3 separate regions of the Homo sapiens genome follow, and regions 1 and 3 are each linked to region 2. The links are chromatin contacts, found by Hi-C or POLR2A ChIA-PET in ENCODE. All regions are on one chromosome and are shown on one strand. The core of a region is the stretch at or near the end of the contact, and the rest is flanking DNA. Distances in the headings are between cores, read along the strand shown.

Region 1 (3,679 bases), core at 399-2,898, 2.7 Mb after region 2:
GTGTCCTCTGGTGGATGCTGAGGTTAAGAAGAAAAAAGAGTGGGAGGACTTTGCCTAGAAAGGAGTTTGGGCTTTATCTAGGAGATACGGATCCCATGAAGGATCTTTACTAGAGGAGTATTATTGTCTAAAGTCTTGTTTTTCAAAGGCTAACACTGAGAGGAGAAGACTGGAAGAGGCTATTAACATTTATTCAGCAATTACTGTGTACCCGGTATTCTGCTCTGCATTTTGTATTATCACACCAACCTTTTCTAGCAGTGTTTTTCAAACTGCCAGTCATGATCAACAAGAAGGAGAATAAGATAGGATAGGATAAGCATAGAAACTATCAGTGCGTCACAAGTAGTAAGCATTGTTTTCGGAAACTTTATGACACTCTCATACAAATAGCAGTGTACTGGTCTGTATGCAAAATGTATTTCTCTTGATGGACTATGTTTTTTTTTGTTTGTTTTTTTTTTTTTTTTTTTTAAGCCATCGCGCTAAGGTGTAGGTGTGATTAACCTCGTTTTACTGATGAGGACATGAAGCTCAGGGAGTTTCGGTACCCTGCCTAAGTTAGTGGGATGTGTAGGTTTCAAACCCAGACTGGTCTGAAGCCAGAATGGATTCCCTCACTAAGCTAGGCAGCCTTCCCAAGTTCTCGGAAGAGACTTGGGAGCAAAGATAAACCTACCCGCCTAGTGCCTACCAAGTGCTTTACCTCATCTCAAGAAGGTAAGGGTAAGTGGGGCAGAGGCCAAGCAGTACTTCTCAAACTCAAGCGTGCAATTCTGTCCACGCGAGGCCCTTGCTAAAATGCAGATTCTAGGCACGCCCCGTGAAGTACCGAGTCGGATTAGGAGAGGCGGCCAGGGGAGCCTGCCTTTAGAAAGAGCTTCGGATGATTCAGATGCACACGTTTGGGACCGTGGGCTATGGGGGTCGCCGCAATAACCATGTGAGGATTAACGGGGGCTTAACCGATTGTGAAAATCCCCTTAGAAGTGTCGCGTAAACAACCCCAACTCCCACTATGGTGCCGGACCCCAGTGCCTCACTGTACAAAGTCGCCCCTCCCCAGGCGACAACGAGAGAGGGACTAAATAAAAGGTTGATGGCTTTCCACTCACCAGGCATGGGGTTGAGTGGCAGCCGGCTACTGCCGAAGAGCAGGTAAAAGCTCCTGCCACACCTGGGCGAGACTGGACTTAGGGCGCAATGTATATGCTATTTCTGGGGCATTTGTGGGCCTCACCCTAAGGACTTCTGATTGGCTTCAGGGCAGATCTATCATTCATCCTCTGGGTTAGAGGTGGGTGGAAGGTCAACCTCGACCAATACAAAAGCACTCTTCGGCTAAGCCCCTCCCCTTCCAGCTTCCTGTTGCTGTACATCAACCACCCAGCGGGCGGGACTTTGCCTCCCTCCAATTGGCTGATGCACATGTCACTCATTATTCAATTGGCTTTCGGTTGGTGCGCTCTACCGTCCATCAGTGACATTGCACAGACCTATTGGTCAAATCAACGTCGCTCTAGACGCCTCTGGTTGATTGGTTAATAGTGCTGTCGGTCCCCAATGTTCCAAGCGCTTATTGGTGAAGGCTGCCGTCGCTCGGGCGGTGGCGGGCTCCGGGATTGGCGGTTGCTTGGCGGGCGGTGTCAGGCTCTCGGTGGCGGCGGAGGCGGCGGAGGCCAGGGAGGAAGATGTCGTAATGAGCGGTGGGTCCCGGCCGCTGCCGGCGGGGTCTTCCCGGCCCCCAAGGGTCAGGAAGACGGGCAGAGGCCGCGGGGAGAGGGAGCCGAGGCCGGGGGTTCCCCCCTGGGGCTGGGTCTGGCGTCGGGGCCCGGCTTCAGGAGGGGCGGGGGAGGGAGGATTCCCGCCCGGAGGAGGAGCGGGGCTGGCCAGCCGGGCGGAGGCACCCGGAAGGGGGCGTTCGACTCCCCGCCCCCTCGGAGCCCGCCGGGCGGGAGGGCGGCGCTTCCGGGGGCCGGCGAGAGGAGCGGGCACCGGGGTGGCCTGGCACCCCTCGGACGGGTGCCGACCCACTTCAACGCCGCTCTCCCGCCTGGGCGAACTATGCCTGGGTCGGCTCTGAGGAGGCAGCCAACAGCCCTTGTGTTCGCCCCGTGTCTGAGAGGCCTTCCTGCACTCTTAACTGTAGATGCCCACCAGCGATTCAGGGCTCCCCGGAGAACAGAGAGGGGCGAGGGAACGCTTGAGACCCGGACGCTGCCAACCAGATGGGCACTGCTCGGCATCGACGACAGCCCGGTTACTGATATATCCCCAGTCGGGCGATGGTGTCAGGACACGAGAGCACTCCCTGGGCAGATGACCTCTCACCGGGGAGTGGGCAAAAACCTTCCTTTAATGTTTTTACTTGGATCCTTGATCTTCCAGCTAGATATCTGCAAGCTCTTAGCAGAATTGTGAGAAGTTTGAGAACTTCTTGCCAGAGCTCCCAGCCTGTTACTTGACGCCCCGTAGGGGAGACTACTGCAGTCCCAAAGCTCAGGCGCAAACAATCTTAAGGAATTACAGAAGAAATAAAACAAAATAGATACTCGCTCTCTTCCTGTACCCACCTCCATCCCCATTGCTGACTTACGGTTTTCAGCCTCTTATCCATGCTTCTTATGTTTCCTTGCCAGCGGCTTTCTAATTTTAGTTCAGAAGGAACTATGTTTTCTCCTCTGGGCAACTGAGAAACCTGTCCTCACTGCATTCCTTGGTTTTGATTGCAATATCCTGTCATGTTTGTTTCTTAATTAACTTCATCCAAGGGGACTCAGTCTGGCCTTTCTCAGTGCATTCTCCCAAAGTTCTTTCTTCTTCTGAGGTTACTTCTTGTTCACTTATTGTTTCCTAGAGAAAGGTATGAGCCAGTAGATCTGCTTTAAACAATGAATTGGCCCAAGTTTCCCGTTTACAGATTTCATTACAGATGGACACTGTTTCAAGGTGCACTGGCATGCACTGTCTAAAACGGTTTCATGCTGTACCCCAGAAGGCATTCAGTTTCACAGTGGAGGGCTGTATTGAGTTGGTATTCTGGATGATACAATTTTTAGGGCTAGAAAGTTTAGAGTGTTGGCTGGCTCACAGGCTGCAAAGGAAATAATGGTGGAGTCCAGACCACAGCAGTAATTTCAATTACTAACACAAAGAAACCCATTGTCTGCAATAATGAATATAACTGCAGTGTCTTGTTTTGTTTTAAATTCTTGTGTGCGATGAAGGGGGCGAATCTATCAGACAACCTATCAATTGGGCTGATGATGTCAGTGTTCCAGTGGCTTCTAACAGGCGTTAATACCTGTTGGAAATGGATTATCATTGGCTGGGACGATTGGTAAGTTTTCTAATTCTAGTTCTTCCTCTTGGTTGTACAGAGGCTTAACCTCTTTGGTTAAAAGCAACTACAAGAAAAAAAGCGAGTCTGACATAATTATGAACCCCCCTGAGCTAGGCTGCTGAAGCCAGAAACTCTTTGCCAAGGAGACCCAAGTAGAGTTTGTTAATAATCGGATCCTCACCTGACTGCCCAACGGGGAGAACTGGCTCCGGGAGAAAGAGTTTGGCATCACTCTGGACAGCAGATAGACTGGCCACTTTTTTCTCTCAGATTCTATTAAAGTTTGGGCCTCTGGAGAGGCCTGTCAGAGAGGAGAAAAGAAATTATAAGATTTGG
Region 2 (4,043 bases), core at 523-3,022:
AGAAGGGGCTTCACCATGTTGGCCAGGTTGGTCTCAAACTCCTGACCTCAGGTGATCCACCCGCCTCCACCTCCCAAAGGGCTGGGATTACAGGTGTGAGCCACCGCGCCAGGCCAAGTTCTGTTAAACTTTTAGTAAGGCTGAAGGCTTAGGCATGTTTTGACCATTTGTAACTGATAATAAGACTCATCACAAGGTACCCACAAAATTCACTGCCAGTCACTCTGCTACGTCAAAGCCTCTCCTACTTCAGCACCTACCTAGGCATAATTTTAACTGACATTTTAGCAATAAAACTTTTATTTGAAGATATCCTTGAGCCACAAATCTCTCTGGATTTAGATTTCAAGCAGTAGGAAGTAAGATGGTTTAACCTGCAATTCAATAAAAGAACTTCACATCAAACTTCAATCTTTAAGAAGCTGCTACAGCTATAATGTAAGGTTAAGAGTTTATTCTTTCAAAGCAGGTCTCCTCATCTCTTAAACGCTATACATATGAAGTAGATAAAAACTGGTTTCTTTTTTGGTAGCATTTAGGATCTACAAAAGTGATCCTTCAATTACTTGGAATTTCAAAAAATTGAGGTTACCTAGTAACAATGCACCAGTAGAACACAAAATACTCTGACTTTGTTTAGTCTGTGGGAAAAGAAAAATCTTTAAACTGGAAAGATTTTGTAGTCTTACAAAGATTACATTGGAATTGGAATTACTGTAGTTCGTTTTTCCCTCTAGGAGGGCAGCCATTTCTCTAAAAGTTGTGTAAAAGTTAAGACTAGGATTTCAAAATGCAAGCAGATGTTGATGAAGCATACGAAATGGGCAACTCCGTTTCTATTTCGGAGCCGCAGCGACTCCGACTTTGTGCCCCAACCCTGTAAAGGGCAAAACCTCATCCCTTCGGTGTAAACTTTCAAGAGAAGTGGGGCAGCACACTTTAGGCGTTTCACCAAGAGGCTGGCGACATGCTAGGTCAGGTTGTCCGGAGAATCGGGGCTGAATGGGAGAGATCTTGAGGGCAAGAGCCTCAGAGACCTTCAGGCACCGAGCTCGTGAAGGTTTCCAAGTGCCCCTCTCTAGCTGCTCCCAGGGGGAATTAGTGGTTGCTACAGTAGTTTAAGAGGGTCGTGGTTTTTCGCAACCCGGGCGGCGAGATGGCGCTTTGGTGTAAGCGAGGTAAGGTGGGTGCACTGGGATCTCCGCTCTCGGAGCCTCCAGCTGACTGCCACGCCGACTTGTGGCCAGACCTGCGACCTCCGCCCTCCCCCGCGGCGCCAGCCTCTGGAATCTGGCGTCGCCCCCACCTCTCCAGTCGAAGTGGGAGTCCCTCTGTGCGGGGCCTCGCCGCCATACCCAGGCCGAATGGGGGTGGGGAGGGAAGCTGGCAGAGCTCGGCCTCAGGATCCGCGCCCCTGTGGAAAGACCGCAGAGGGAAGCCGTTTCACCAGCCTCTCCCCTTCTGGGGTCTCGGGAAACACGCGGTAATTACCGAAGAACCCCGCACTCTGTGAGAGGCGAGGCTGCGGGGCTGCCGGGACGGTTTGAGGACCGGGCTCGGCCGAGGAGACTCCAACCTTCACCCTCCCTGGCCCCCGGTCCCACTTCCCGCCGTCTCCCGGCGCCGCCACTTCAGGTAGCCCACTCGGCCCGGCCTCTCCCCGCGCCCGGACCACCCCCCACGGGGTGCTCTCACTGCGCAGCGAGTCCCTCCGCTGCCTCCTCCCAGCCCAAAATGGCGGCGATGGCCGCCGAGCTTCTCGTCGCCTTCCTCAAAGGCCAAGGATCCCTCCGCGCCTGCTGCCCCGCCCACCTTAGCCGGATCTATTTTCTGCCCCGTAAAGATTAACGCCATCAATGAACTCTTTAATTGAGTTCGGAGAAGGCGGGTCCAGTTGTGCCTCCTCACAGCTAATCGTTGCCAAAAAAGCGAGAATATTGGCAGAAGGCTTGACCAATCAAAGAAGGCAGTGATGCGCGCGCGGTCTGCCCCCGCGCAAGGGTAGATGGGTTTTGGAGTCTCGGGTGTGGCTGTTGACGTTACAGGCCCTTGGATCGCTTTTCAGGCCAGAAGAACTACAATCCCCAGCAGGCACCGCGCGTCCAGGCTCTCTCTTCCCCCCCATCTTAGTGGCCTGAGCGGCTTGACCAGAGCTGCTGCAACTGCAGCAAGAGGTAGGGCTCAGGCGTTGGGAATTGCACCGACAGGCAGTCGCACAGAAAGGCACACAGATGTAGTGGTGTGCATAGCCCTTGACAGCGAATAGGTCAGTTCCACCTTTGCAAAACCTCTTTCCATGACTGTCTCCCTTCTTCCAAGAAATCCATCCTTATCCTAGTTGGGTTTCCCTCCCAGCTGCATGTAGTGCAAAGACCTCTTTCCCCTTTTCTCCTGTTTCCCTTTCTGAGAGGAAGGAGGGAGGCAGGCCAGGACCTTAGAGGAAAAGTCCTCAGCACTAGGCTGGCCCAGGTCCCAGCTGTGCTTCTGGCCTTTGGAGCCCAGCTTGGGGAGAAGGTTGGGGGTGCAGGGCTGCATCAAGATTGGGGCCACTGGAGACAGTGGGGAAGGACTCGTGAGCTTGCTCCATGTTCTCCCGTGGCAGCAGCAGCCCCGCTGCACTCCCAGCCTCCCCAGGCAGTCCTCCTTTGCCCCTTTGGTGGTTGGGGAAACAAAACTTACACCTGGCTTCCTGGCTGCCAACCTGGGCCTCGGTGACTTCCAGGAGGACAGTACAGGACATGAGTCCTGGTGAGGGACCCGAGGAGCAGGACAGAGAAGACGGCCCCTGAATCCCATTTGGCCCCTTGCTGGCTGGAGGTGTGAAAACCAGCGGTGGAGGCAGCCTTCGGGGCCTGCATTTGAGAATAAGGGTATGAAGGGCTGGGGTACAAAATGGCTGCCACTGCCTGGGCAAACAATTCTGGGCAGCCAGAGTATTCCTGACGTTCCTTCAGGATTTAGGTTTCTGTTGTTGTTCAAAGCAGGTGTCACTAGTTCCAGGCGTCTGCTGAAAGATTTGGAACAGAAGATGATGGCCACTCCGAACCAGACCGCCTGTAATGCAGAGTCACCAGTGGCCCTGGAGGAGGCCAAGGTAAGTCCCTGCCCTCCTGCCCACCCAAGCACCACGAGCACGGGTCCCACAGCTGAGATCCAAACTTCTTGTCCCAGATGTGTTGGTAGATTTGGAAAACCAGTATTTTGACGAATCAGTACTATGCACTAGGCAATAGGCCGGAATCCCAGTCTATGCTAGCTGATGAAATCTTAGTAACTGGCCGGGTGCGGTGGCTCACACCTGTAATCCCAGCACTTTGGGAGGCCTAGGTGGGTGGATCACCTGAGGTCAGGAGTTCGAGACCAGCCTGACCAACATGGCAAAACCCTGGCTGTACTGAAAATGCAAAATTAGCCTGGCATAGTGGTGGCGCATGCCTGTGATCCCAGCTACTTGGGAGGTTGAGGCAGGAGAATCGCTTGAACCCAGGGGTCGGAGGTTGCAGTGAGCCAAGATCTCGCAATTGCACTCCAGCCTGGGCGTCAGAGCGAGACTCCGTCTCAAAAAAAAAAAAAAAAAAAAAAAATCCTAGTAACCCTTTCAGGTAGGAATTATTTCCAATTCCCAGAAGCTAAGGTTCTGAGACCTGAAATACCTGTTCCAGAATCATGCTATCTACAAGCAACAGACCCAGGGTTTAAACTTAGGGCCTTCTGACAACAGAACATTGCCTTGACCTCAAGTCCAAAGAGGGCATGGAGGGACTGGGTTGAATGTTTACATTTTGTCCAGGCTAAGAACCAAGTCTGAAGCAGGAAGAAGAGTTTTTGGTTCATAATTTGGAATGGACCCAGGCAGGCAATTCACTTGAGACCAGAAGTTCAAGACCAGCCTGGCCAACATGGTGAAACCTCATCTCTACTAAAAATACAAAAATTAGCTGGGCATGGTGGCACATGCCTGTAATACCAGCTACTCAGGAGGCTGATGCACCAGAATCACTTGAACCCAGGATGCAGAGGTTGCAGTGAGCTGAGATCACACC
Region 3 (3,692 bases), core at 1,071-3,570, 2.5 Mb after region 2:
ACAGGCGTGAGCCACCACGCATGGCCAATCTTCATTGATTTCTTTTTTTTTGAAATGGAGTCTTGCTCTGGCACCCAGGCTGAATGCAGTGTTGTTTTGTTTTGTTTTGTTTTGAGATGGAGTCTTGCTGTCATCCAGGCTGGAGTACAGTGGGTTTTTTTTGAGATGGAGTCTTGCTCTGTCACCCAGGCTGGAGTGCGGTGGTGCAATCTTAGCTCACTACCACCTCTGCCTCACGGGTTCAGGCAATTCTCCTGCCTCAGCCTACTGAGTAGCTGGGATTGATTGCAGGTGCCCACCACCACGCCCGGCTAATTTTGTATTTCAGTAGAGACAGGGTTTCACTGTGTTGGCCAAGCTGGTCTCTAACTCCGGACCTCAGTTGATCTGCCCACCTCAGCCTCCCAAAGTGCTGGGATTAAAGGCGTGACCCACCACGCCCTGGCCCAATCTTCACTGATTTATAACAAAGTTACACACACAGGGCAGTTCTTCCACAGTTAATAGATGAAGCAAAAGGCTGGGGTTAGCTGCTAAGCCATGGGAAATCCACTAGTCACAGTATGGTGTGAGGAATGGTGTCCCTACATTTCTAGCTTCAAAACTGCAAAGATATCTCTAGCAGAGAAAGACCATTTCTTCCTCTTTTAACAAAGAGTTGGCCAATCTTTCCTAATTCTTTGTGAAACCTTTCAACAAAGTCAGACTTCCTCCTAGGTTTTCCCAGTGTGGCTACTGCAGGGCAATTACCTCACAAGCTCAAGTCATATGGTAAAAAGCTCTATGAACCAGCTACATCCAATTACCCCTACATCATTACTGTGAAAATGAAACAATTCAAGAAATTCTTTGTTACCATTTATTTTTTCTTTTTTTGAGAGTCTTAACTGTCGCCCAGGCTGAAGTGCAGTGGTGAAGTCTTGGCTCACTGCAACCTCTGCCTCCCGGGTTCAAGAGATTCTGTCTCAGCCTCCTGAGGAGCTGAGATTATAGGCGTGCGCCACCACGCTCGGCTAGGTTTTTTTTTTTTTTTTGTATTTTTAGTAGAGACAGGGTTTCACCATGTTGGCCAGACTGGTCTTGAACTCCTGACCTCAAGTGATCCGCCCGCCTCGGCCTCCCAAAGTGCTGGGATTACAGGCATGAGCCACCGCGCCCGGCCCTATTATTACACTTTTCCTTTATCATTTTAAAAATCTTCATTTTTTTTAAAAGAGACAGGATCTCGCTAAGTTGTCCAGGTTAGTCTTGAACCCCTGGGCTCAAGCGATCCTCCCAAAGTCCTGGGATTGCAGGCCTGAGCCACATACTGTATGCACATTTTTTTTCTTTTCTTTGAGATGGAGTCTCGCTCTGTCGCCAGGCTGGACTGCAGTGGCGCGATATCGGCTCACTGCAACCTCTGCGTCCAGGGTTCAAGCGATTCTCCTGCCTCAGCCTCAGGAATAGCTTGGACTTCAGGTACGCGCCACCACACCGGGCTAATTTTTTATATTTTAGTAGAGACGGGGTTTCACCATGTTGGCCAGGATGGTCTCGATCTCTTGACTCGTCATCCGCCCCCCTCGGCCTCCCAAAGTGCTGGGATTACAGGCGCGAGCCACAGCGCCCGGCCCACGTTTTCTTTATATGCATTTTGCTAAGAAAAGGCATTCATGAGTTTCTTCCGGGGTTGAGAACTGAAACAGGTTAAGAACCACAATCCTTTATTCCTGTACACACATTCTTTCTGGTTCGAGGTTGGGCCTTTACAGGGTACTTTTGGAGGGTGAAACATTTCCATCCTGTCAAGTACCTGGTAGCTATGGATGGGGGGTCTAAGAGGAGGAATCCCTTAGCTCACCCCTAAGCAAGTCAGATTTATCACAGCACAGGTCTCAAGCCCCATATAAGCAGGCTTAGGGGACTCCTTGGAGAGGAAGCTGCTTGTAGGGACAAGGGCCGTCAGGAGAGCTTGAGCTTATCAAGCCACTAACCAGCTGTGTGACCTTGGACAAGTTCCAGACCCTCTCTGGGCTCCTGAACCCATTCCTTACCAAGCCATTAACCAGCTGTGTGACCTTGGACAAGTTCCATACCCTCTCTGGGCTTCAGTTTCCACATCTACACATTGGCAGTGGAGCCACATGGCCTTACGGATCCCTCCCAGCCGAAAGCAGGGTACCAAGCCGACCTAGCCATTAAAGCAGCTTCCTGTGGGCGCGGCGCAGGACTTCAACAGTCCCCCCTCCCCCGCTCAGGCCCGCGAAAACCTCGCGCAACACGCCCCTCGGAGCGACGGCGCTTACCCAACCGCAGCCCCAGCGCTCGAACCCAGCTCCGCCTCTTCCCGGGGGCGTCCCATCGTGCCCCGCGCCGGGCTCCTAGGGTTGCCGGGCACCTCCCGCCTTCCCGCGCCCCGACCCCGAACTCCTCTCCTTAGTTCTCCCGGGCACCCTATCCTATCAACGCCTACTATCCCAGCCAATCGCGCAGGATCCGAGTCGTGCCTCCGGTCCACCCTCCTCCCAGCGCTCAGCCGGTCTGAGCTCAAGGCCTTTACCAAGCCCACCCAATCAACGGCGGGCTCTCTCCTACCCCATCCCAATCTCCCTCCCCTCGGCCAATCCGCGCGCTCCATTCCGCTGCCCGCCCAGCCAACCCGGGCCTTGAAACCAGCAGGCGAATGGGCGCGAGACGGCCCTTCGACGCTGAGCGCCTGGCCAGTTAGGGATTCCGCGTGGCCAGGACAACGGCCAATCGTCGTGGAGCGCGGCGCCTCCGCGGAGAGGTCCGGTCCGAATATCCCTCCGCCTTCCTCCCTCCCTCGCTCCCTCCCTGCGCGCCGCCTCTCACTCACAGCCTCCCTTCCTTCTTTCTCCCTCCGCCTCCCGAGCACCAGCGCGCTCTGAGCTGCCCCCAGGGTCCCTCCCCCGCCGCCAGCAGCCCATTTGGAGGGAGGAAGTAAGGGAAGAGGAGAGGAAGGGGAGCCGGACCGACTACCCAGACAGAGCCGGTGAATGGGTTTGTGGTGACCCCCGCCCCCCACCCCACCCTCCCTTCCCACCCGACCCCCAACCCCCATCCCCAGTTCGAGCCGCCGCCCGAAAGGCCGGGCCGTCGTCTTAGGAGGAGTCGCCGCCGCCGCCACCTCCGCCATGGAGCTGATCACCATTCTCGAGAAGACCGTGTCTCCCGGTAGGACGCAGGAGCCGGGGGTAGGGCTGAGGTGATTGGGGTGGGGGAGGGGAGGCCCGGCCCCTCTGACCCCGCTCCGTCTCCCACTTTCCTCCCCCTAGATCGGCTGGAGCTGGAAGCGGCGCAGAAGTTCCTGGAGCGTGCGGCCGTGGAGAACCTGGTGCGTGCTACCCCGCCGCGCCCATCCCGCCGCGTCCCCATCCCCTGCGTGCGGGGCCTTCCCGCCCTCCCGGAGGCCCAGGCCTCGGGAACCTACCCCGCCCCATCCCGTCCCCCTCCCCCCTCCCCCTCCCCCCCCAACCCGGTCCAACCTAACCCCGCCATCGGGAAGCCGGTGGGTGTGTCCCGCCCCGGGCCTCGCGACTGGCCAATGGCTTGGCGCGCCGAGCTGCCTGCCGCCCAATCGTTGCGCGGCCTGAGGGCGGCGGTGCAGCGGGAGGGAGAAAGAGGGAGGGAAGGGAAGTTAGGTTGCGCGGCGCTGCGTGTTCAGCAGGGGTGGGGGCGGGGGAGTCGGG

The links. A loop is a pair of places that touch in the nucleus more often than their neighbours do. ChIA-PET counts read pairs that join two places held with the same protein, here RNA polymerase II (POLR2A). Pooled maps may share reads with other maps.
Region 1: a map of CD8-positive, alpha-beta T cell shows a loop between it and region 2 (27-fold over the local background). The contact joins the promoter of SP2 here to the promoter of HEXIM2-AS1 in region 2. A Hi-C loop is called at or near these places in 1 of 168 maps with a recorded cell type or tissue (CD8-positive, alpha-beta T cell) and 5 of 50 pooled maps. POLR2A ChIA-PET finds 5 or more read pairs at or near these places in 1 of 52 experiments (activated CD4-positive, alpha-beta T cell).
Region 3: a pooled map shows a loop between it and region 2 (12-fold over the local background). The contact joins the promoter of KPNB1-DT here to the promoter of HEXIM2-AS1 in region 2. A Hi-C loop is called at or near these places in 1 of 37 single-sample maps with no recorded cell type and 6 of 50 pooled maps. POLR2A ChIA-PET finds 5 or more read pairs at or near these places in 2 of 52 experiments (B cell and HepG2).

Annotation. Positions count from the first base shown.
Region 1 is chr17:47,894,588-47,898,266 of GRCh38, forward strand. It overlaps SP2 (Sp2 transcription factor), which reads left to right and starts at 1,649. Exons shown (of 7, transcript NM_003110.6): 1 at 1,649-1,706. The coding sequence starts at 1,700. SP2-DT (SP2 divergent transcript) reads right to left here and starts at 1,229. Exons shown (of 3, transcript NR_135480.1): 1 at 1,116-1,229. RefSeq lists silencers at 1-170, 1,719-2,148.
Region 2 is chr17:45,159,766-45,163,808 of GRCh38, forward strand. HEXIM2-AS1 (HEXIM2 antisense RNA 1) reads right to left here and starts at 1,773. Exons shown (of 3, transcript NR_186789.1): 1 at 1,696-1,773. It overlaps HEXIM2 (HEXIM P-TEFb complex subunit 2), which reads left to right and starts at 2,110. Exons shown (of 4, transcript NM_001303441.2): 1 at 2,110-2,266; 2 at 2,723-2,870; 3 at 2,985-3,094. The coding sequence starts at 3,029. RefSeq lists enhancers at 745-1,360, 1,361-1,976, 1,630-1,859, 1,977-2,592, 2,010-2,209 and 1 more.
Region 3 is chr17:47,647,108-47,650,799 of GRCh38, forward strand. KPNB1-DT (KPNB1 divergent transcript) reads right to left here and starts at 2,321. Exons shown (of 4, transcript NR_171700.1): 1 at 2,289-2,321. It overlaps KPNB1 (karyopherin subunit beta 1), which reads left to right and starts at 2,812. Exons shown (of 22, transcript NM_002265.6): 1 at 2,812-3,177; 2 at 3,279-3,337. The coding sequence starts at 3,138. RefSeq lists an enhancer at 967-1,812 and silencers at 2,213-2,482, 2,493-2,542, 2,553-2,732, 3,163-3,232, 3,343-3,482.